Linked DNA regions of Homo sapiens: all the other regions are linked to region 2. The links are chromatin contacts, found by Hi-C or POLR2A ChIA-PET in ENCODE. All regions are on one chromosome and are shown on one strand. Each heading gives the region's core, a stretch centred on a gene start or an enhancer-like site at or near the end of the contact. The rest is flanking DNA. Distances are from core to core; before and after follow the strand shown.

What was found. A loop is a pair of places that touch in the nucleus more often than their neighbours do. ChIA-PET counts read pairs that join two places held with the same protein, here RNA polymerase II (POLR2A). Pooled maps may share reads with other maps.
Region 1: a pooled map shows a loop between it and region 2 (3-fold over the local background). The contact joins two enhancer-like sites. A Hi-C loop is called at or near these places in 1 of 168 maps with a recorded cell type or tissue (heart left ventricle), 1 of 37 single-sample maps with no recorded cell type and 6 of 50 pooled maps. POLR2A ChIA-PET finds 5 or more read pairs at or near these places in 1 of 52 experiments (H1).
Region 3: a map of PC-9 shows a loop between it and region 2 (14-fold over the local background). The contact joins two enhancer-like sites. A Hi-C loop is called at or near these places in 1 of 168 maps with a recorded cell type or tissue (PC-9) and 8 of 50 pooled maps. POLR2A ChIA-PET finds 5 or more read pairs at or near these places in 2 of 52 experiments (PC-9 and naive thymus-derived CD4-positive, alpha-beta T cell).
Region 4: a loop to region 2 is called in a map of posterior vena cava, with 7 times the contacts of the local background. The contact joins the promoter of LINC02408 here to the enhancer-like site in region 2. A Hi-C loop is called at or near these places in 6 of 168 maps with a recorded cell type or tissue (Right ventricle myocardium inferior, gastrocnemius medialis, naive thymus-derived CD4-positive, alpha-beta T cell and 2 more), 1 of 37 single-sample maps with no recorded cell type and 12 of 50 pooled maps. POLR2A ChIA-PET finds 5 or more read pairs at or near these places in 1 of 52 experiments (PC-9).
Region 5: a map of naive thymus-derived CD4-positive, alpha-beta T cell shows a loop between it and region 2 (6-fold over the local background). The contact joins two enhancer-like sites. A Hi-C loop is called at or near these places in 1 of 168 maps with a recorded cell type or tissue (naive thymus-derived CD4-positive, alpha-beta T cell) and 5 of 50 pooled maps. POLR2A ChIA-PET finds 5 or more read pairs at or near these places in 1 of 52 experiments (H1).

What each region holds. Positions count from the first base shown.
Region 1 is chr12:67,552,944-67,557,189 of GRCh38, forward strand. The region is part of intron 2 of LINC02408 (long intergenic non-protein coding RNA 2408); the gene reads left to right. Among named protein-coding and RNA genes, the nearest start is that of LINC02442, 35 kb to the right of the region's middle. RefSeq lists enhancers at 2,108-2,609, 2,610-3,109. Within about 2 kb of position 2,573, at least 4 of the 41 ENCODE cell types and tissues checked have a DNase peak (open chromatin) inside an H3K27ac peak, as active enhancers do.
Region 2 is chr12:67,941,678-67,945,986 of GRCh38, forward strand. The region is part of intron 2 of LINC01479 (long intergenic non-protein coding RNA 1479); the gene reads left to right. Among named protein-coding and RNA genes, the nearest start is that of LINC01479, 15 kb to the left of the region's middle. Within about 2 kb of position 1,799, at least 2 of the 41 ENCODE cell types and tissues checked have a DNase peak (open chromatin) inside an H3K27ac peak, as active enhancers do; they include gastrocnemius medialis, where a contact is called at or near this core.
Region 3 is chr12:67,480,634-67,484,890 of GRCh38, forward strand. LOC105369812 (a long non-coding RNA gene) reads left to right here. Exons shown (of 5, transcript XR_001749186.2): 5 at 1-61. Among named protein-coding and RNA genes, the nearest start is that of LINC02408, 37 kb to the right of the region's middle. RefSeq lists enhancers at 3,162-3,211, 3,772-3,821, 4,042-4,221. Within about 2 kb of position 2,863, at least 10 of the 41 ENCODE cell types and tissues checked have a DNase peak (open chromatin) inside an H3K27ac peak, as active enhancers do.
Region 4 is chr12:67,518,396-67,523,278 of GRCh38, forward strand. It overlaps LINC02408 (long intergenic non-protein coding RNA 2408), which reads left to right and starts at 1,687. Exons shown (of 3, transcript NR_103861.1): 1 at 1,687-1,797. RefSeq lists an enhancer at 1,348-2,013.
Region 5 is chr12:67,577,990-67,582,476 of GRCh38, forward strand. The region is part of intron 2 of LINC02442 (long intergenic non-protein coding RNA 2442); the gene reads right to left. Among named protein-coding and RNA genes, the nearest start is that of LINC02442, 9.8 kb to the right of the region's middle. Within about 2 kb of position 1,507, at least 3 of the 41 ENCODE cell types and tissues checked have a DNase peak (open chromatin) inside an H3K27ac peak, as active enhancers do.

The DNA.
Region 1 (4,246 bases), core at 1,323-3,822, 390 kb before region 2:
CTGTCTTCATTTTGTTATTTACCCAGTAGTCATTCAGGAGCAGGTTGTTCAGTTTCCATGTAGTTGTGTGGTTTTAAGTGAGTTTCTTAATCCTGAGGTCTAACTTGATTGCACTGTGATCTGAGAGACTGTTAGGATTTCCGTTCTTTTGCATTTGCTGAGGAGTGTTTTACTTCCAATTATGTGGTCAGTTTTAGAATAAGTGTGATGTGATTCTGAGAAGAATGTATATTCTGTTGATTTGGGGTGGAGAGTTCTGAAGCTGTCTATTAGTTCTGCTTGGTGCAGAGCTGAGTTCAAGTCCTGGATATCCTTGTTAATGTTCTGTCTCATTGATCTGTCTAATATTGACTGTGAGGTGTTAAAGTCTCCCACTATTATTGTGTGGGAATCTAAGTCTCTTTGTAGGTCTCTAAGAACTTGCTTTATGAATCTGGGTGCTCCTGTATTGGATGCATATATATTCAGGATAGTTAGCTCTTCCTGTTGCATTGATCCCTTTACCATTATGTAATGCCCTTCTTTGTCTTTTTTGATCTTTGTTGGTTTAAAGTCTGTTTTATTACAGACTAGGATTGCAACCCCTGCCTTTTTTTTGCTTTCCATTTGCTTGGTAAATATTCCTCCATCCCTTTCTTTTGAGCCTATGTGTGTCTTTGCACGTGAGGTGGGTCTCCTGAATACAGTACACTGATGGGTCTTGATTCTTTATCCAATTAAAAGTCTGTATCTTTTAATTGGGGCATTTAGCCTGTTTACATTTAAGGTTAATATTGTTATGTGTCAATTTGATCCTGTCGTTATGATGCTAGCTGTTTTGCCCGTTAGTTGATGCAGTTTCTTCATAGTGTTGATGGTCTTTACAATGTGGTATGTTTTCGCAGTGGCTGGTACCGGTTGTTTCTTTCCATGTTTAGTGCTTCCTTCAGGAGCTCTTATAAAGCAGGGCGGGTGGTGACAAAATCTCTCAGCATTTGCTTGTCTGGAAAGGATTTTATTTTTCCTTTGCTTATGAAGCTTAGTTTGGCTGGATATGAAATTCTGGGTTGAAAACTCTTTTCTTTATGAATGTTGAATATTGGCCCCCACTCTCTTCCGGCTTGTAGAGTTCTTGCTGAGAGATCTGCTGTTGCTCTGATGGGCTTCCCTTTGTGGGTAACCCAACCTTTCTCTCTGGCTGCACTTAACCTTTTATGCTTCATTTCAAACGTGGTGAATCTGACGATTGTGTGTCTTGGGGTTGTTCTTCTCAAGGAGTGTCTTTGTGGTGTTCTCTGTATTTCCTGAATTTGAATGTTGGCCTGCCTTGCTGGGTTGGGGAAGTTCTCCTGGATAATATCCCGAAGAGTGTTTTCCAACTCAGTTCCATTCTTCCCGTCACTTTCAGTTCCACCAATCATAGACCAAACATAGATTTGGTCTTTTCACATAGTCCCATATTTCTTGAAGGCTTTGTTTGTTTCTTTTCATTTTTTTTCTCTAATCTTGTCTTTTTACTTTCTTTCATTAAGTTGATCTTCAATCTCTGATATCCTTTCTTCTGCTTGATCGATTCGGCTATTGATACTTGTGGATGCTTCACAAAGTTCTTGTGCTGTGTTTTTCAGCTCCATCAGGTCATTTATGTTCTTCTCTAAACTGGTCATTCTAGTCAGCAATTCCTCTAACCTTTCTTCAAGGTTCTTGGCTTCCTTGCATTGAGTTATAACATGCTCCTTTAGCTCAGAGGAGTTTGTTATTACCCATCTTCTGAAGCCTACTTCTGTCAATTCGTCAAACTCATTCTCCATCCAGGTTTGTTCCCTTGTTCGCGAGGAGTTGTGATTCTTTGGAGGAGAAGAGGCATTCTGGTTTTTGGAATTTTCAGCATTTTTGCGCTGGTTTCTCCCCATCTTCATGGATTTATCTACCTTTGGTCTTTGATGTTGGTGACCTTCGGATAGGGCCTCTGAGTGGATGTCCCTTTTGTTGATGTTGATGCTATTCCTTTCTGTTTGTTAGTTTTCCTTCTAACAGTCAGGCCCCTCTGCTGCAGGTCTGCTGGAGTTTGCTGGAGGTCCACTCCAGACCCTGTTTGCCTAGGTATCACCAGCAGAGGCTGCAGAACAGCAAAGATTGCTGCCAGTTCCTTCCTCTGGAAGCTTCATCCCAGAGGGGTGCCTGCCAGGTGCTAGTGAGAGCTCTCCTGTATGAGGTGTCTGTCGGCCCATACTGGGAGGTGTCTCCCAGTCAGGATACATGGGGGCCAGGGAACCACTTGAGGAGTCAGTCTGACCCTTAGCAGAGCTTGAGCGCTGTGCTGGGAGATCTGCTCTCTTCTTAGCCATCAGGCAGGGACGTTTAAGTCTGCTGAAGCTGCACCCACAGCCGCCCCTTCCCCCAGGTACTCTGTCCCAGGGAGATGGGGGTTTTATCTGTAAGTCCCTGACTGGTGCTGCTGCCTTTTTTTCAGAGATGCCCTGCCCAGAGAGGAGGAATCTAGAGAGACAGTCTGGCCACAGTGGCCTTGCTGAGCTGCAATGGGCTCCACCCAGTTTGAACTTCCTGGAGGCTTTGTTTACACTGTGAGGGTAAAACTGCCTGCTCAAGCCTCCTCAGTGGCGGACGCCCCTCCTCCCAGCAAACTCTAGCGTCCTAGGTTGACCTCAGACTGCTGTGCTGGCAGCCAGAATTTCAAGCCAGTGAATCTTAGCTTGCTGGTCTCCATGGGGGTGGGACCCACTGAGCCAGACCGCTTGGCTCCCTGGCTTCAGCCCCCTCTCCAGGGGAAAGAATGATTCTGTCTTGCTGGCATTCCAGGTGGCACTAGGGTATGAAAAAAAAAAAAAAAAAAAAACTCCTGCAGCTAGCTCAGTGTCTGCCCATATGGCGGCCAAGTTTTGTGCTTGAAACCCAGGGCCCTGGTGGCATAGGCCCTGGAAGGAATCTCCTGGTCTGCGGGTTGTGAAGACCATGGGAAAAGCGCAGTATCTGGGCCAGAGTGCACCATTCCTCATGGCAAAGTCCCTCAGGGCTTCCCTTGGCTGGGGGTGGGGGGAATCCCCCTACCCCTTGTGCTTCCCAGATGAGGCAATGCCCCACCCTGCTTTGGCTCGCTCTCCATGGGCTGCACCCACTGTCCAACCAGTCCCAATGAGAAGAACTTGCTACCTCTCTTGGAAATGCAGAAATCACCTGCCTTCTGTATCGATCTCGCTGGGACCTGCAGACCTGAGCTGTTCCTATTCGGCCATGTTGCCAGCAAATATAGAAAAACTTTTGATAAGCTTACTAAGTTCTCTTTTTGCCAATAATATACTTCTTTTCATTTATTCTTTATTTTAATTTGTTTGTTTTTAGAGATTGGGACCCCCTGTGTTACTCAGGCTGGTCTCAAATTCCTGGCCTTAAACGATCCTCCCACCTTGGCCTCCCAGAGTGCTGGAATTGCAGGTGTGAGCCCATCATTTATTCTTTTGAGTTCTCTAGGCATGGGAAAAATAATTTTTCTACTTATTTCCCATTTCTATACTGGATAGTATTTTCTGAAAAGCTGAGTAATACTGGAGATACTGGGTATCCTTGTCATGTTCCCAATGGTAATGAGAATTTTTCTACCATCTCATCATTAGGCATGAGGTTCTTTATGCCTACTTTACTAAGATTTTGTATCTTAAAAAGTCAGGTATGGCTGGGTGCAGTGGCTCATGCCTGTAATCTCAGCACTTTGGGAGGCCGAGGCAGGTGGATCATGAGGTCAGGAGTTCAAGACCAGTGTGGCCATGATGGTGAAACCCCATCTCTACTAAAAATATGAAAATTAGCCAGGCGTGGTGGTGGGTGCCTGTAATACCAGTGAATAGTTTCTACTCAGGAGGCTGAGGCAAAGAATTGCTTGAACCCAGGAGGTGGAGGTTGCAGTAAGCTGAGATTGCGCCACTACACCCCAGCCTGGGCGACAGAGTAAGACTCCATCTCAAAAAACAAAAAAGTCAAGTATATATATCCTTTATGGATATAATTAATTAATTTATTTTTAAGAGACAAGATCTTGCTCTGTCACCCAGGCTGGAGTGCAGTGGTGTAATCACAGCTCATTGCAATCTGGAACTCCCATGCTCAAGAGATTCTCCCACCTCAGCTTCCTGAGTAGCTAGAACTACAGGCATAGGTCACCAGGCCTGTCTAATTTTTTCAATTTTTTGTGAAGACAGGGTCTCACTATGTTGCTCAGGCTGGTTTCAAACTCCTGGCCTCAAGTGATCCT
Region 2 (4,309 bases), core at 549-3,048:
GGTTGAGATTCTTTAAGTTTGGCGAGGAATCTGTATTTTAACAAGTGTATTGATAATTTCAAAGTATGCCAAAGTTTGAAACCCGCTTAGGTTAGGGACAGGTCAATATGAGAGAAAATAGTCATCTTGATTTACTCTAATAGCTTTATCATTTAGATTAAAACATACACCCAATCCGTTAATAAAAATGTTAAAATCAAGGTTTTTTAAACTCTAGGTAAACATTGCGTGAATCCTTTAGTGCTTCAATTTAGCTAAACCATAAAGTAAGTAGAAACTATGAAGATTCCTGTCTGCAAAGATGGTAAAATGCTAGTTCAAACGTCATGCCTCTGGGAAAACTCCTTGTAAATCTCATCGTCCTTTGTGGAACTCAAGTCTTCTTTTTGGTTCCTGGCTAGTAGCAAATTGTATTTACATGTTTTATCCGTGGCCACACCAATTGTGAACTTCTTGCGGGACAGACATGTTTCTATCTCCTCCCTCCTTCAACAAAGCATCACGCACACAGTAAACCCGAATAATGTGTGCTGATTTTCACTCTGTTATAGGTTTCCTAAAGTGATTTACCACTTATTTTAGAAAATTATGGACACACACAGAAGATTTAGATGAAATTACTGTAACATTTTAAATATTTGTTTGAATTTGGAAGTACATTAAACTCTTTAAGAAAAGATGTTTCCTAATCTCCAGTTATTTCTCTCAGGAAAGAAAAACACAGTAATTTGCCTAAAAGCTTACCCTTAATTTAGGTGTTGATTTAGCGTCTCCTCTAAATACAATCCCCCTTCTCTGCTGTGTAACTGTTTTTAAAAGGATTGGCAATGGATGAATAAACAACTCCTTTAACAAACATTTGAAGACCCCATCCAAACACATACACACACACAACATAAAATCTCTTTCCACATCAATTTAGTGAGCCCTTAATTTTGCTTTCTAAGCACACAATATTATAAACCACAAAACACACACAACCAGTTTAACTCCTGCTGAAATGACATGAGAAGATTCTACTGAAATGCTTAGGGAAACTGGTAATTGTGTGCTGAATTTACTATAGGCTACACCACTAGAAGAGCTATAAGTAGCAACAGTAGCAAATGTTGAGCAGTCACTTTCCTCAACTTGTCCCTGTCCTTAGGGAGCTCACAGTATGTGGCGAAGACAGATACATGAACCATTAATTACCATGTAAGGCAAAAAAAATGGCACATGGAAGAAGATGCAGCTGTGTTCTGGGAACAAGGCAAAAAGAACTGCCTGCGGTCACGTTTGACAGACTAGAAAACATTTGATCTGCCTTGAAGGATGCATAGGAGTAGGAGTTCACTCAAAGATATTCCACTAAGAATAGGCATTATGTTCATCCAGCTTGCTTTTCAGGTAGTTCAGGTTAAAACAGGCTCTAAAAAAAGTTTAACAAGAAAATATATGAACTGAGGAAGGATTAGATGCAAACAGCCCAGCCAGTACATTTAGACCACATAAAATCCAGTTATGCTCATGAAAATGCAGGCAGCAGGATGTCCAATTTAATAGGAGAGGAAGAAAAGGAAGGGCACATAAAATAGAAAGGATTTATTCATTTTCCCCAATAAAGGCTAAGCACTTTCGTAGGTTCTTTTTAATTCATGAACTTTCCAATTCATATTCCAGGTACTAATCCTGCTGTTCTAAAATAGCTGTTGTGGATAACGGGATTTTATGTAGGCCACATGTCCTTAATTTTTATTTCTGCCTCACTCAGCTCAATGTCTACTCAAATTTGTTGGTCATAAACCAGGTATTTAATTAGATTACTTAGCGACACCTAGTGACCGAGATCGGAACCAAGTGCTATTTTAATACAGTGGAGTGTGTGCCTCTGTTATTGTCATGCTTTAGCCCAAGACAGCCCTCATTATTCCAAGTTCTCTTTTCAACCCATTTCATCCCAATGATACTAAAGCAAACCCATGCCCAGTTTGGCCTGAAAAACAACTAATTAGAGAGAGGAAGTGAGAAAGAGAAGAACAAGGGAGAGAGGGAAGGAGGTGATTGAGGGAATAGGTTGGAATCACAGAAGAGACAAGATCAGCAATGAAGGCTTCTATTTTTATGTATTTATTTGGCTGTGTTCATATCAAGAAATGGAAAGAAAGGTAAGACCACCTTGAAGCAGAGAAGGAATGAGAACCAGGGGCAGTCCAAACAAAGGCTCAATTCATATTTTGTTTCTCTCTTTTCCACTTGTATTTGAAAGGGCAGAATAAACATGTTTTGATGATTTTGAAATCCAAGATAGATCCAAATTTAAATGTTTTTAAACAAAAGATAGTTCTCATTGTCATAAATTATAAAATGCCTTTCTCACTTTGCAATTCCTGTTCTTTCATCCCTGTCTATGCATCTTTTTATATCAATTTGTTTTTCCCACTAAATGGATCTATTCGGATGGAGTCATTACTGAGTTGGCATTGCTCTAAAAATAAGCTGATGATTTGCTATCTGCAGTACGTGCTGTCAAAAAAAAAATCAACCAAAGTAACAAAGCAAAATAAACATAGTAATTAACACGTTAAATTAAAAATCAAAATATAACAAAAATACTAGAAGACAATGTGAGTCACGTGACAATTTTAAATGAGTTGAAGGTGCTGATTCTAGGCAAATTCCAACCAAGGGTTCAGAGGGAATCACAAAAGAAAGTGCTGTTATACATTTTTGAGAAAATACAGAGAACATGAACAATGCTAAAGGACTGAATTCTAAAACAGATTTTTAAGAATGCAGACAAGTGAGCCCTCAACTGTAAACATGACGCTGGCACAGCCAATTAAGCAGCGGTCTTTCCCTGCTGTGGTCCAGCCCCTTTGCCAACAGTGGGGTTCACACCCTACAAGTTGAGACCCTTGCAGGCTCCGGGTCCACTGAAACTAACTGAAACATAAGGAGTGACTTGCTCCTTGGAGTTGGAATCCACAGATGATGTTATACAGACTAGCCCTGATTCTGAGGCCAGAGGTCCCAGTGGGCTCCACTGCTCCAGGGTGCAGACATGGCACTGGACCATCATTCTCCCTATTTTTCTCCCCTACCCAGTTAGCCATTATGTTTTATTGTATTTGTACAGACATTTATATAGATTTCTACCATCCCATTGCATTGTAATAATATATTGTCATGTCTGTTTTTCTTCTGTTAAACTATGACTTTCATGGGTGGAGTCACGCTGTGTAGTCTTTGACTACTAGCCCAGCCTATTTAATTGTTAATTAAATGTTAACTGAGCATCTAGTATGCACTGTGCACTGAAGTGGGCTTTGGGGATACAATGAAGAAGATGTATGTCCTGGCCTCAAACTACTTAAAATCTGGTGGAAAATACAAGGAAGACTTTACTTCATTTTGGTATGTTTTAGTAAGTGCTAAGATGGGGGTAAGCACAGAGTTCTGGGAGCACAGAGTAATGCCACTGGATTTACAGTTTGTGAACGAGTGTGGGAAGGCTTCCTGGAGGAGGAGGGGCTGAGGAAGGAGCATGGGAAGGGCATTCTGGGTAGCACAAAGCCTCAAAGACATAAACTAGCACAACATACGCTCTCACATGAGATCTAGTTGTCTGCCTGTCACTGGTCACTTCCCCTACAAGCCCATTATCCACATTGTCCCCAGAGTGGTCTTATCAACATGCAGATATGCAATATAAAGATCTTTCCATAATCGAGTTTCTTTGATGCCTCCACATTACCTGCAGAAAAAAAAATCTAGCTTTTTTTTTTTTTTTGTGAGACGGAGTCTCGCTCTGTCACTAGGCTGGAGTGCAGTGGCGCGATCTGGGCTTACTGCAACCTCCACCTCCTGGGTTCAAGCAATTCTCCTGCCTCAGCCTCCTGAGTAGCTGGGACTACGGGCATGTGCCATCACACCCAGCTCATTTTTTGTATTTTTAGTAGAGATGGGGTTTCACCATGTTGGCCAGGATGGTCTCAAACTCCAGACCTCGTGATCCACCTGCCTCGGCCTCCCAAAGTGCTGGGATTACAGGCGTGAGCCACCGCGCCCGGCCAAAAATCCAGCTTCTTAACATAACCTGTAAATCCCATCTCACCTCACTGAGCCCAGGTGCCTACTGTGGTGCAGTGCGGTACATTGTGCAAAATATTTTTGGATGAACAAATGAAAGTTGAATAAATGGCTCATGAATTGTAGACAGGATGAAAATAGCAAGAATACAAGAAGATTATTCCATTTCTATAGGCCATAATCCTCCCACATACCATCCTCACAGGGCTTTATCAGGTGGCCAAAAAACATCAGGGTA
Region 3 (4,257 bases), core at 1,613-4,112, 460 kb before region 2:
GTCAACTTTCAGTGTTTTCCTGTTCCTGGTTTTCTGGGGGCAAACCTGCAGCACAACCCAGTTTTAGAAAACTGTACCACTGGAAAGGAGAATTTTCTTACAACCCTGCCTTCTACCCTTTCCATATATGCATAATGTAGCAAAACTAGGAAGAAACATAGATCCATATTATTCTCATCTGGTTGCAGGGAAGTCTATGTCTAATACAGAAACAAAAGACAAATTCACAGTGGACAAGATCAATAGCTATGGCCTACCTAAAAGTTCAAAACTCTGTAGAACTTTAAAAAACAGAAACAAAATTAAAAGACAAACAACAAAGTAGAAAACTACTTACAAAATATATAACAAATGGTTAATATATTTAATCCATAGGAAAGTTATAAATTAATAGGAGGAAAACACTCCCAAGGCAGCATGGGCAAAAGAAACAGATACTTCACAAAGGAAAATACCAAGTGGCTTATATATACAGGAAAATACTTAACCTCATAAGCAGAAAGGGAATGTAAACAAAAATAACCTGACAAATGTAAAAACACATAATGACCAATGCTGGTGAAGATGTGGTGAAGCTTTTCAGGCTCCTTCCTGATTGCTGATAAGAGCATGAATGGGTACAACATTTCTGGGGTCCCATTTGACGATATGTATTAAAAGCTTACACACCCTATGACCCAGAAATTTCACTTACAGACATTTATTTGAAGGAAATAATCAGAAGACTATGCAAAAATCGGGCTGCAAGGATTTTTCACATAGTCTGCATATTTAAAACATACATGTGTATATAAGAACAAAAGAAAGAATCTAAATGTCTGAAGGAAAGATTGGTTAACTTTATTATAATCAGCTGTAAAATAGAATTATACAGTCCTTCAAAATGAGAATTTTATCCATTCAATCTTATTTATTACCTGATTTTATATTTACTGCTTTCTTTCACTAAAAACAAGGGCAGGAACTCGTTCTTTAACTGCTGTGCTCTGGAGGACTGAATGTATGGCATGATACAAACCATATTTTTCAAATAACATAACAACATGTGAATCATCTACAATTTAAAAAGAAACAATATCAAGATAGAAAAATTGTGGAGAGTAAGATGCAAAAGTAAAAGGGATTAGAAGGAAACACATCAAAATATTTATACAGATTATCTCTGGACGTTGAGATTGAAGATGATTTAATATTTTTTCATGGTATGTTTTACAGTTCCCAAATTCACCATAATGACCATTAATTTCACAGTTTGAAAATATTTAATGAATAAATACAATTTTAAAAGAAGAGTAATAGTGCCTTCTGTCAAAATCACAACTTTTTCTCCTGCACTTTTAGTAGGGGCTACTCAAAGTGAGATCTATGGACCAATGGAACCTTGGAACTTGGGTGAAATACAGAATCACAACCCACTATTAAGTCAGAATTTGAATTTTATCAAGATGCCTAGATAATTCATTTATACATTAACATTTGAGAATGTTTTAGGTTATTTGCAACTGATCATGTCATAACTGTATTGAGTTTGCTAATTACTATCAAGATGTAGTATTCAGCATTCTGTACAAATGAGTTAATATAATTTTAAATATCTTTGTGGCATTGAAATAACTTCCACACAATTTCAGTAAACTGCCTCATCATTTGGATGCAAATAATTCAGAAACACTAGGGTGAAACCTGCCCTGATATTTGCCTGTGCCCTAGCCCTTGCTGCTGGCTGTTTTAACCTCTGATTCAGTGGCTGTGAAGACACCCTGCCCTGTTTCCCTCACCCCACTGCCTCCATTAACTCATCCTTGCATTAACTACCAATGTTGCTTTTGCTCACCTGCTCATCACGTGGATCTGCTCATCCACGTGGATCCACGTGGATCCTGTTCCATATAGTCAAATACACTGTCACTTCTGAGATTACTCAGAGATTTTTAAAAGCCTATTGATCACTTGGTGTTAGGTAGACAACAGTTGCTTTTCAGAGCAAAAAAATTTTCAGAGATTTATTTATTTCAATTATTGAACATTTGCCAGATAATTGATTCATAGGACAGTCCATGACCTTGAAGACCTCTTAATAAAATGGCAAGGGTGAGAGGGATGGGAGGCAGGCAACGTGTAGAAATATCACACAGTGAGCAGATGGGATATGTGCCTTTGACAAAACACAAGAAGGGAGCAATCATAGTGCCCAGGGAAAGCCAGGAAGGATTTGGGGAGAAGTGAAATTCTTCTGTCACCTTCTAACTCCTACTCAGATGAAGTTACTGCCATAGCAGATACATCTGTAGGCTGTACACATATCACTTTTGTCATCTTCCCTGGCAGACTGATAGTTCAATGATGGCACAGAGCACATCTCTCAGGCTCACAAAGGGAGTGCTTAATCTATCTATATTCGTTCAGTGAAGGGATCTGATCTGAATCTTAGAGAGAGAGTTGGACTTGGCCTTGAGGATGGGTGGATGTTCCTTGGGGCAGAGGATGTAGCCTGCACCAAGGCAAGAGGAATAGAACACCACAGTGTGCTTTAATTGGCATCAGCACACCGTCTCCAAACTGCCTATCAGTGGATCAGGGAGATATTTCCATTTTGAAAAGGCCTGTCTGCCAAACTTGGGGGCTACAGAGAATAAAACCTTTTGACCAGCTACCGGTGACAGATTTAAAGTTAAACCACCAGCCACAGGCACATATCAGAATATGGTTCCCCCTTTCAAAGGAAGGGCTGTGATTATGCAAGCCTGCCCAGGAATCCCCAGCCTGTGCTTTATTTATGGCTGGCCCCTTCAAAGCAGAGTGCAAACGTGCTCGGAATGAGCAGGCAGGCAGCACAGCTTTGCAGCCTGGGTACCTAGAGCTTCTAGAAAAGGAAGCAGAGTTGGAGGGCTGCCAAGCCAGTAAGCTGTCTGCAGCATGACCAGGAAGAGGAGAAGCTTGGCTTTTTTGTCTTCAGTGCCTCCTCATCATTTTCTCAATATCCTGTAGCATTTGAACAGGCTGCTGTTGGTTTTCGGCAGGGTGATGTGCATGGTGACATTTGTATTAGTGGCTTCCTGATGACTGCCTTTTGTTTACCAAACCATAACAAAAGGTGGAGCTACTCCAGAAAATTGAAAGTCTATGGGTACCAAGGGCAAAAACCCCATCAAATTTGGGATGCGTGTCCTTTGGCTGCTGGAAAGGGGCCTGTAACATAGCCCTTGGTCACCCACTTGCCCTGTGCTTGGGGCACTGTGCAGGTTTGGCTGGCAGAAGGGCTCTCCCTGTCAGTAAATACTGTGCTATAGGACACAGAAGCTGGAGGTGAGCAGGCCAAAGGGATGCCTGGAGGATCCTGAAATGCTGGTTTTAGAAACCTGCTTCTTAGTGAAGGTAGCCACTCCCTGGGGCTGTATCACCCTGCCCTGCAGCTCTTGAGGCATTGCCGGGCATGCACTCCATGTCACCCGAGAGAAGTTACACCTTCAGGTTCAGTAGAGGCCACTGCCCCAGAAGAAGGGTGTGGAAAGAATATTTGAGATGTGAGACTCTGAGCTGAACTCAGTATGACCTTGCATAGCCGTTTGCTTCAGTCCCAAACCAGCTTCCTTTAACCTCTAGTGAAAATGTTTCCCACATGTGTCAAGTAAGGCTTATCAGCAAAATCTGATGGGACTAAGATGTATAGGAACCAAGGTAGGGAGGAAGAACTTTCTCAATGACTCTTCACCCAGAGCAGAAACTACCTTTTCTCATTTCTCTTTAGTACACTGGAGTGGTTTGACTGTTCAAATATTTTTGGAGCTTGGCTCCAAAAATGCAGTCCCTGACCACAGGGAGCTGAATACAAAGGCTCCCTCTTAGAGAACATGTTTTATGTCCTCCTGAATGCTTTCACATATCTATAGTCCCCATGAAAAGACACAGCCCATCTTGTGAGGTGCCTGAGGTCCATGCTAGTTTCCTTTGATGCATGCAGACATGAAGGAAGCTAACAAGGGTCTTCCGTGCAAGGGACCCAGGACTCTGGACTCTGGGGCCTACTGCAGCACCATGGACACTTGTCTTCACCCCTTCATCACAGGCCTGCAATGGTACTGTCTCTGGTGGAGGAATAGACAGCCTAGTTTGGCAAATTTACTTTCTTCTACCTCTGAGACTTGTAACTCAGGCTTTTTGTGAGATCTTCAGTGCAATATCTTTCTTGGTTTAGTCTAAATATAGTTTTCAGTAGGCAGGAGAATAATGCTTAGAAAGCATACAACTTGCTGATGT
Region 4 (4,883 bases), core at 437-2,936, 420 kb before region 2:
CCTGGCCAACATGGTGAAACCCCGTCTCTGCTAAAAATACAAAAATTAGCTGGGCGTGGTGGTGTGTGCCTGTAGACCCAGCTACTCGGGAGGCTGAGGCAGGAGAATCGCTTGAACCCAGGAGGTGAAGATTGCAGTGAGCCGAGATCGTGCCACTGCAGTCCAGCCTGGCAACAGCGAGACTCCTTCTCAAAAAAAAAAAAAAAAAAAAAAAGCAACAAAACCAATAAAATTCACAATTATATATTGATGAAATGTGACAAGCATTGTTTAGTGAATTTAACTGTTGCTCATTGCTATGGTGCAGATATGTTGCCTTCTTGGTGCCAGTAGGACCAGTGCTGTGAGCTCACTCAGTTCCTATACCACTTTTCTCTGTTCTAAACTCTTAGGACATTTATGTGCACAACCTGAAGGCATCCTGGGCTTTCACTTGGCATAAACACTTCCTTTATATCAACTCTGATTTCCTTCTATTTTCTCTAGCTCATGACACTTCAAGTAGTACCATCTGGTACCAATTGTAATCATAAACACAGATTATGAATTGAGTTCCCAAACTGAATCCAAATAGATCTTTCAGCTGATCCGTAATATGGCTATATTAATTTTTAAATTGATTGAAAGGTAAACAGAAATGTAATAATGTTCCACAGAGAACTTCCAAACCTAGAAGACTTATCATCACACTCCTGTCATTTTGAGAAACACTGATTTATTGAATGCCTCACTTATACCAGGTAACTGAGCTGGAGCCACTTACCCCCTGTAACAACATATCATTCCCATTTCTCAGATGAGGTAGCCGAGGTTTGTAGAGGTTATGAAATGTGATGAAGAACATGGAGCTGTCAGGTGAAGGAGCTGTGATTCGAATCCTGGTCTCTGCCATTCCAAAGCCAGTGTCCTTGGACCATGATCTCACGTGGCCTTCCACAACTTCTTACAAAGTGTTCTTCTCCCATGTGGGGTTTAGCATGTTTATACTGACTGAGACCAGAGTTAGAGATAAATGATTGGTTTTTTCCCTTTAGAGAAAGCCTAGCGTTTGTCATTTATGGTGTATTTATTTGCTTATGAAAATAACCTAATGAGGATGGACCCTTTAAGATATTTCAGTAGATCTGGCAGTAGCCCAGGTGATTGGCAGTAGCTTGCCAGCTATTAAATCATTCTGAATATATGAAGAATTGTCATTTTCTTCTCAAAAGGGCTTTGTCACGTGGTGTAATCCCTGCACACACATTGGCATAAGCAGGAGCTGTCTCTGTGCAAATCCATTCTTGGAACCAATCATATTAACTTGATATTTCATGTTTTGGCCCAATACCATAAACTGGCACAAATAACACTAACCTTGCCACGCACTAAAGATTGGAATAATAAATCAGCCAGCCTGTAATTATATTGGGAGAGCCAGCTTTATTCTTTAGTGAGCAGATTGATGTATCTGTTTAGACTGGTTGCCTTTAGGGCTCTCTGGGAACCTGGTCTGACTTTCTAGTGCCCAGGCAGGCACTGCCCCAGATCACTGCATATATAGGTGAGTTCCCGCTGTGCAGGTCTGTCAGGACCAAACTGGTTTCCAAACCTGGCTGGCTTCTCCGCAAGGTGCATAGCTGTCAAAAGTGAAACAAAGCGAAGGGCTTGGGATGCCAGAAAGACAAAAGCTCATCCATCAGGCTCAGCAGGAAAGGCAGGGGAGGCAGCGGCGGGAAGCCTTCCTTAGCTGTGTGATCCTAGATGGCTGTTAACTTAGCATTTGAGGACTGTCTCAGATAGACACAATTGGACCAGGTAATTCCTTTGTCTGAATTCATGTCATTTCTTCAGCAATGGCAGAAAGGACTTGAAGCAGCAGGTCTAAGTGGGCAAAATAAGACAAAATAAGTGGGCAAAATACTGACTGGGACCAGGGCTAGAGATAAATGATTTTTTTTTTCCTTTAGAGAAAACCTAGCATTTGTCATTTATGATGTATTTATTTGCTTATGAAAATAACCTGATGAGGATGGACCCTTTAAGATAGTACAGTGGATTTGGCAGTAGACCAGGTGGTTGACACCTGGTATGACAAAATAATGTAGCAAAAACATTTCATATAGGGGGAAATATTCCCTGTCTGTTGTCTTGCTTGCTTCCAAGACAGTATGAAGAAGATTATATGAAATATTAATGAGGAGACGGGTAAGTCGGTGAAAGAAGGGGCCTACTCCTGAATCCTGCCATTAAAATTTGCAGATTAATTCCATTGGAATTTAAAACGTATCGTTGCATTGTGGCATCAAGTGTGAAGAGGTCCCGCCTGGATATATGTTCCTTGCCTGATTCCTGAATGGCTTAATTTGGCTTTGCCTGTCTGACTCATATGCCTTCCCCACATTAAATTGGATGGTTTATTTTCTGAGATCAAGTGGGCTATTTTGGCTTCATGGCTGTATCTCTTTGCTTTTGTGGTTTTCTCTGCTGGGAATCCTCTAACTGAGTCCTCACATGCCTGGTGGCTTTTGGGTGCTCTGGTCCCAGTGTTCAAATTGCCTCTTCTCAGAGAAAGGCTTTTCCCCAACTCTCTCTGCTCCTAATCACTCTGTTGCATGTCTTTGTTTAATACTTTAATACTCTAGGATTATGTCATTTATTTCCTTGTCTATTTTCTGTCCCCACCTTCACATGTATGGGTCTTGTTTTCCACAGTATCTTCAGTGCTTAGGACAGTATCAAGTACACAGTGGGCATCCACTAAATATCTCCTCTTATGTAGTGAGCCCTCCTAGAGCACTAACCATGTTGCCAGACACCATCCTGAAAGCTTTATGAATATTAATTCATTTAATCCTTGCAACAAGCCTAGGAGGTAAGTCCTATGTTTGTCTCTATTTTATAGATGGAGAAACTGTTAAGTGACTCTAGAGTCCATTCTCTGAATGACTGCCTTAGGTTGCCTCTCTAGTATTTTTGTGGAGTAAGTGAATGAATGTCTGTCATCATCATTACCTAAGAACTCTTAGAATAATATAAGTTCTAAGTTCAATAGACATAAATATCATGATTCTAAAAATAGAAGTCTTAAATATATAAAAGATATCATGCAAGGTTAAGAGTCACTAGATTCAAGACATCACGGTCGTAAGGGGTAATGGGTATGCAGTCTCATTCTTGGTTTCTAATTCTCCAGAGCTTGTAGGCAGACAGTAGGTTAAATCCTGGGATGATACTGACCGTGAAAGGCAAATATTTTTCTTTAAGTTGCCACAGGCACTGAAAGATTAATCAAATGGCTGGAGAATGCAGGGAAACTCAACAGTGTTTAAGAAACTTGGTGGGCTTTATAACTTCAGTATTTTGAAATGTATTATTATTTGTAGACCTCTACTTCATATGTTTTGGTTTGATTGATTTGTTTAAACTCATACATTTTAAATCAATATAATAAATGTGTATACATTTATTTTTTAAAAAATCAATATACTTAGTTTGTGTACACACTTGGGAAGTTCTTGAGATTCTTGGAGACATAGAATGATTTTTAACTTTATCAAAGGATTTCACATTTGTCTTCTCATTTTATTTCAAAGCACCACTGAAGTAGCAGAGCTGGAATAATGTCATTTTTCTCCAGGCTAGTCGGCTCCCAGGTCAGTGGTCTGGACTCTTGCGGTTTTCTTTTTGTCTCTGTAGCTGCTCCCTCATCCTCTTTGCTGGTTCCTCTTCATCTTCTAATCTTGAAAGGTTGACGTGACCTAAGATTCAGCCTTTGGGCATCTTCTTTTCTCTACACTCAGCTCCCTGGTGGTCTCTTTCATTCCCTCAGATTTAAATGCCATCTCTATGCAAACGACACTCAAATGTTATTTCTAGCTCTGCTCTCTTTATCTCAGGACTGTTCATCTCTGACATTTCCCTTTGGTTGTCTAATGGGTATTTAAGACTTAAATGCCTCAACATGGGCTTCCAAGGGTGCTGTGCTTTGTCCTCTCCGTGTCAGTAAGACTACTCCATGCTTCTAGTTGCCAGACCAAAGGCCTGGGGCCATCATTGACCCCAGTCTTGCTCTGACCCTCCAAATATGATCTGTGACAAATCCTGCCGTTTCCACCTTTAAGATTAGATGTATCCAGGACCTGGCCTTTCCTTTACACGGCCACTGCTGCCAGCCTGGGACAGACCTGTATCGCTTTTGCCTGGTTGATGGCAATGGCTTCCTAACTAGTCTCCCTGCTTTTCCTTTGCTGCCCTTCAGTCTACAGTCGGCCCATCTTCCCTGCATGGGCAGATTCAACCAACTGCCAGATAGAAAATATTGGGGAGAAAATGGATAGTTGCACCAGTACTGAACATGGGCAGATTTCATTTCATGGTCCTTATACTCTAAACAATAAAATGTAACTATTATTTACACAGCATTTACATTGTATTAGGTATTGTAAGTAATCTAGAGATGATGTAAGGTATAAGGGAGGATGTGTATAGGTTACCTGCAGATACTATGCATTTTATATAAAGGGTTGAGCATCTGTGGATTTTGTTATCTGAGGGGGATCCTAGAACCAGTCCCCCACAGATACTGAGGGATGACTGTATTCTCAATGCAGCGGCTAGGGTGATTCTGCTGTCCTCAGATCATGATCCTCCTCTGCTGAAAATGCTCTGAGGACCTCCCCTATCACTTAGAGTAAAAGCAATAGTCCTTCAACAAGCCGCATGGCCCCACCCCTTCTGCTTTCATGGATTCCCTATGACTTGACTTCTCCGCTCCAGCTGCAAGATCTCCTTACTGTGCCTTTCACATTTTCCCACCTCAAGGTCTTTGAATTTATGCATTCTTGTCTCTGCCTGCAATGCTGTTCCTTCAGAGATCTCTGAGGCTTTCTCCTCAATTCTTT
Region 5 (4,487 bases), core at 257-2,756, 360 kb before region 2:
CAGGTGCAGGGTGCAGCTAAAAGTAACAGAGACAATAACAGTACAAAAAATAATATCTTACGTGATAGTCTGGAGGTAGCAATTCAGGATTTCAGGGTTGGTAAGGCCCTGCCCAGTGTCAGCCTTTTCTATCTGTTGAACTGAAATTCGTGGCTTCAGTTCCCAATGTCACCTCATAATCAAGTATGGCTGCTGGAGCTCCAGCAATTACATCTACATCAAGTGGAAAAAGGAAGAAATTGAAGAAGAAGAACACATTCCTTCCCTTTAAGGAAATTCCTAGAAACTGTGCACACCAATTCTGCTTATAGCTCATCAGCAAGACCAGGAAATGTCTATTCCGGATGGCCAGCTAAAAATCGAGAGTTCTTTTTCCAGGTTGACTGAGAGAAGTAGAATGTATAATGGAGGAAATTAGAAATTTCTGCCACAGCTATCACTGTCTCAAGTAGAAATTGTCTAAGAAAAGGCTTAACTACAATGATGATGGCAAGTTCCTGGGTTTGGGTTATTAAACACAGCCTTAGATAGGAACTGATTATCTTGAACTAAATAGACATGATTGGGTTCATTTCTACAAACTTCCTCACTTGTGGTTCTCAACTAGCATTGATTTCACCCCCCAAGAGACATTTAGCAATTTGAGACATTTTAGTTGGTCCCAATTGGGAGATGGTGGATGCCACTGGCATTAATGGGTAAAGACTAAACATCCTACAATACACAGGACATTCACACAACAAAACTTATCTAGTCCAAAAATGTCATTAGTGCTGAGGTTGGTAAACCTTTCCATAAGCAATTCATAAAGGCTTTAGTCAAATTTCAGGGTCTAAGCAGAGAGCTGTGTGCATTGCCAATTTTGAGCGATTAAAATAATTACATTTCATATTACTCTGGCTTCATTTGGGCCATGGAATTCCTCATTTGATCCACTGGGTGAGAAATTAAGTAATTATTTCCCCAAAACACATGATCTCTTTTTATGTAGACTTTTTATGTTGCTATGTGGCAGTGTGACCTATCGTTATGATGTTAGTACGATCATTTCAGAATCATTTTCAACCCTCTAGACCAACCTACTTTTCTATCCTTCCTGAGATGGGTGATGTTTTCCTCTTTCATATTTCCTGTTTCTCACTGCACTTACCACATTGCACAATAATCACATGTTGACACGTCTGAATCCCCTACTGGATCACAAGCTCCTTTAAATCAGGGACAATATTTTATTTATTTTTGTATTTCTAGTGCCCAGTGCAGAGTATGCAACTTAGCAGGAGCTCATAAATACACATTGAACTGAACTGAGCTCCTGTTTATCCTTGGGCCTCTCTTCATTCCAGGCCTGCTTGGATATCTTCTGGTTTGGCACTCACAGCAAAGAACCTATCACTAAAATGCTTCCCATTCTGGCACTTCATCTAAAATCCAGAGGATGGGAAAATTCAGAGAACAGGAACTAAGGTGTTAATAATTTAGTTTCTCCTGTGCCCTCTCTGAGTCAGCTGCCTCTCTGTGGTTTACATTTTCTCCCAACCACATCCAGCTTTCAAATATAAGTATCAACTAAAAACTCATTGAGGTGGTTTTTGATGTAGGAAACAGAAATTGAGTGTGTTCCATTTTAAAATTTTCTTGAGGGAAAGATGATACCACCTGGCCTGAAGTTGGCAGGTTGGTTCCAAGGAGGTTGAGGAACAAAGGTGGAGGAGGTAGGAAGCCATAGCAGTGAAAATGTTTGCAGGCCCAGGAGCAGGATGAGAATTTACTGCAAACTGGCGGGTGGTGTCAATTCTCTATTTTGGTTGGTGGAAGAGGTTAGCTATCATGAGAGTCCACAGGCCTATCCACACATCCTTCAGCAGGCTTCTATTGAAGGATTCTTCTGCCTGGAGATAGTTAAGGTGGTTTCTCTTTCACTAAGAACATATCATATCCAACAGAATCCAGCACATTCTAGTTAGAGATTTTCTTGAGACCAATTTATATAACCTAACAACTATTAGGTAGAAAAGGATCTTCTCACAGCACCATGAATAGAGACAGCTTTTTCTGACCACTCATCCATCCTCATGTTTTTTTGGGGGGGTGGGGCAGGGGGGTGATTTGGGGGTTATGGTTTATTTAATGAGATGCACGGCCAATAATCTTTTAAAAATATCAAGAATACAATATCTTCTGTACTGCTGTGATGCCTCTGTTGAGACTTACTGAATGGCCATGCATGGAACTTGAATTGACCAAGACCATTTATTCATTCATACATTCAGTCATGCATACATGCATTTAATTTATATTTATTGAGCTTTTACTAGGAGCTAGATGTTCATGAAGATTGTAAGACACTTTTACTAGGAGTTAGATGTTCATGAAGATTGCAAGACACAGAGCATGGTTCTGTCCTGATACAGTCTAGGCAAGATAAAGATAAAAGGTGGGATGGTGATAAGAACAATGGTGACTAAGAGCTTAAGAAAATGGTACAGAGTCAGAGTGTCAGTGAGTTCAGAAGAGTAAGCAGTTCTTCAACATAGACTCCAGAGGTTGGGAAAAACTTGATGAGAAGTTGAAAACTGAGCTGAGTCTTGCAGGGTGGGTAGGATCTGGACGTGCCTTAGGGCTCTACACCTGTGGTTCTTTCTTCATAGAATGCTCTAATGCTTGGATCAATCCTCTTAATTTTTTATATCTCAGATTAAAAGTAATTCCCTCAGAGAAGGCTTCCATGACCCACTGGATTAGGTAACATGCCACCTTTACGTGTCATCATAAATGTACTTCTGTGTAGCACTTATCAAAACTAGAGCTTAAAGCTCCTGAAGGAGGGACTATGTTTATCTTGTTCACCTTTGAATCCCCAGAACCTATTAAAGTTTTTGAAACTGAGTAGGTACACCATAAATATTTGTCCAAATAATAAATGAATAAGTAGGCGTAGAGAAACGGTGGGTGTTCCTGAGTAGTATGAGCGGGTGTAGACATGAGTGTGTGCATGGCAGGCTGTGAGGTTCTGTGTAGATTGCATAGTATACCTGTGTGTGGAGCAGTGGAACATGATTGTGAGGGTGGGTTGACTGTCTAATATCAGGGAAAGAGGTTAGTCTTTTTCTATTGGTCATGAAGCTGTGGAAACAACATACTGAAATTGATTATTTTGAAAATTAATCTGTTTATATTACAAGAGTGAATTTGATGAGGAAAGGATTTGTAGAGCTTTGCATCCTTAATAACTAACAGAAACAGGGCTGCCTTTCAAGAATCTGGAGTAGGAGCTAGTTTATTAAACAGTGACTTAATATTTTCAAACTAGAGACAATAAGGGTCAAATCCCTACCTCATAGAGACATGGAAAATGGAAGCTCCTCGTTCCTATGATAGGTTGTGTAACCCCCATGCAGGTTTATTCTGTGAGGATGCTAAATATACCAATCAGACTGCTCCTTCATTTAGGAAATTGCACAATGAAGCTTTAAAGATTAAAATTTAATTCCTTCCATGAGTTCATCTGAATTGAAATGTCTTTTGAAAACCCAGATTGCAATATCCTCTCCCACTACTCCTCCTGACCTTTCCCTTCCTTGATTCCATTCCTCTTTAATTTCCTGAGCTCTGGCTCATATGTGGAGAATTTATTTCATTCTACAACCTCCCAAGCATTTACTCATAAAAGGATGTCCTAGAGGCAGAATGGAGCCATGTAATCATGAACACTGATTATGTGGCTTCCACCATCCTGTGGGCTCTTCACTCTCCCCTTCATTAGACCTTCAATTAGACTATAAACTCCTTGAGGACAGGGTCCAATCATAATTCACCCTTGCATCCACTTATCATTACCTGCATTTTGTGGAGATAGCTCTTTGGTATGTTTGTTGAATGATTTGAGTCATTCAACAAACGACTCAAGAATGGGTCAGAAGTTTAGATGCAGTTTGCTGGCTCTCATCTGGGAATGAGAGAAAGTCTCATACAGTCCCTCTAGAACTAGGACTTTTCTGGAATCAGAGTAGAATCAGCCCCACTAATTCTGGTGGGTTCTGGTTTCACTTTAGCCAGACTTGGCTACCTGTCCTTTTAGTTATCTGACCAATTTAGTTATGCTACTAGGTCCAGGCTTCTTACTTGGGAGGTGGCCAGGCACATGCTAATGATTCCAAGTCAGAGTTGCAGTAGAGTTGAGAGGGATAAGAAATAAAAATGTCCCATTCTGTGACTGGAAAGTAATCTACTAGATCTATTAAGATTCCTGAAAATGACTCTCTAACATTATGGTATGTGTGGAATTGCTCACACATATGTGTATTACACACATGTAATAAACACGTGAATGAAGTTTGCTGTTCGTTTCACCCCATCTTGTAAATACAATTCAGGCAAATGGAAGAGTTGGCAGAGCAGTGGAAAAGGCATTAGAATCAGATTCTATCTTCCCAATAATTTAATAAGACTCAGCCTTCTCACCCATAAAATAAGGAGTTGGAATA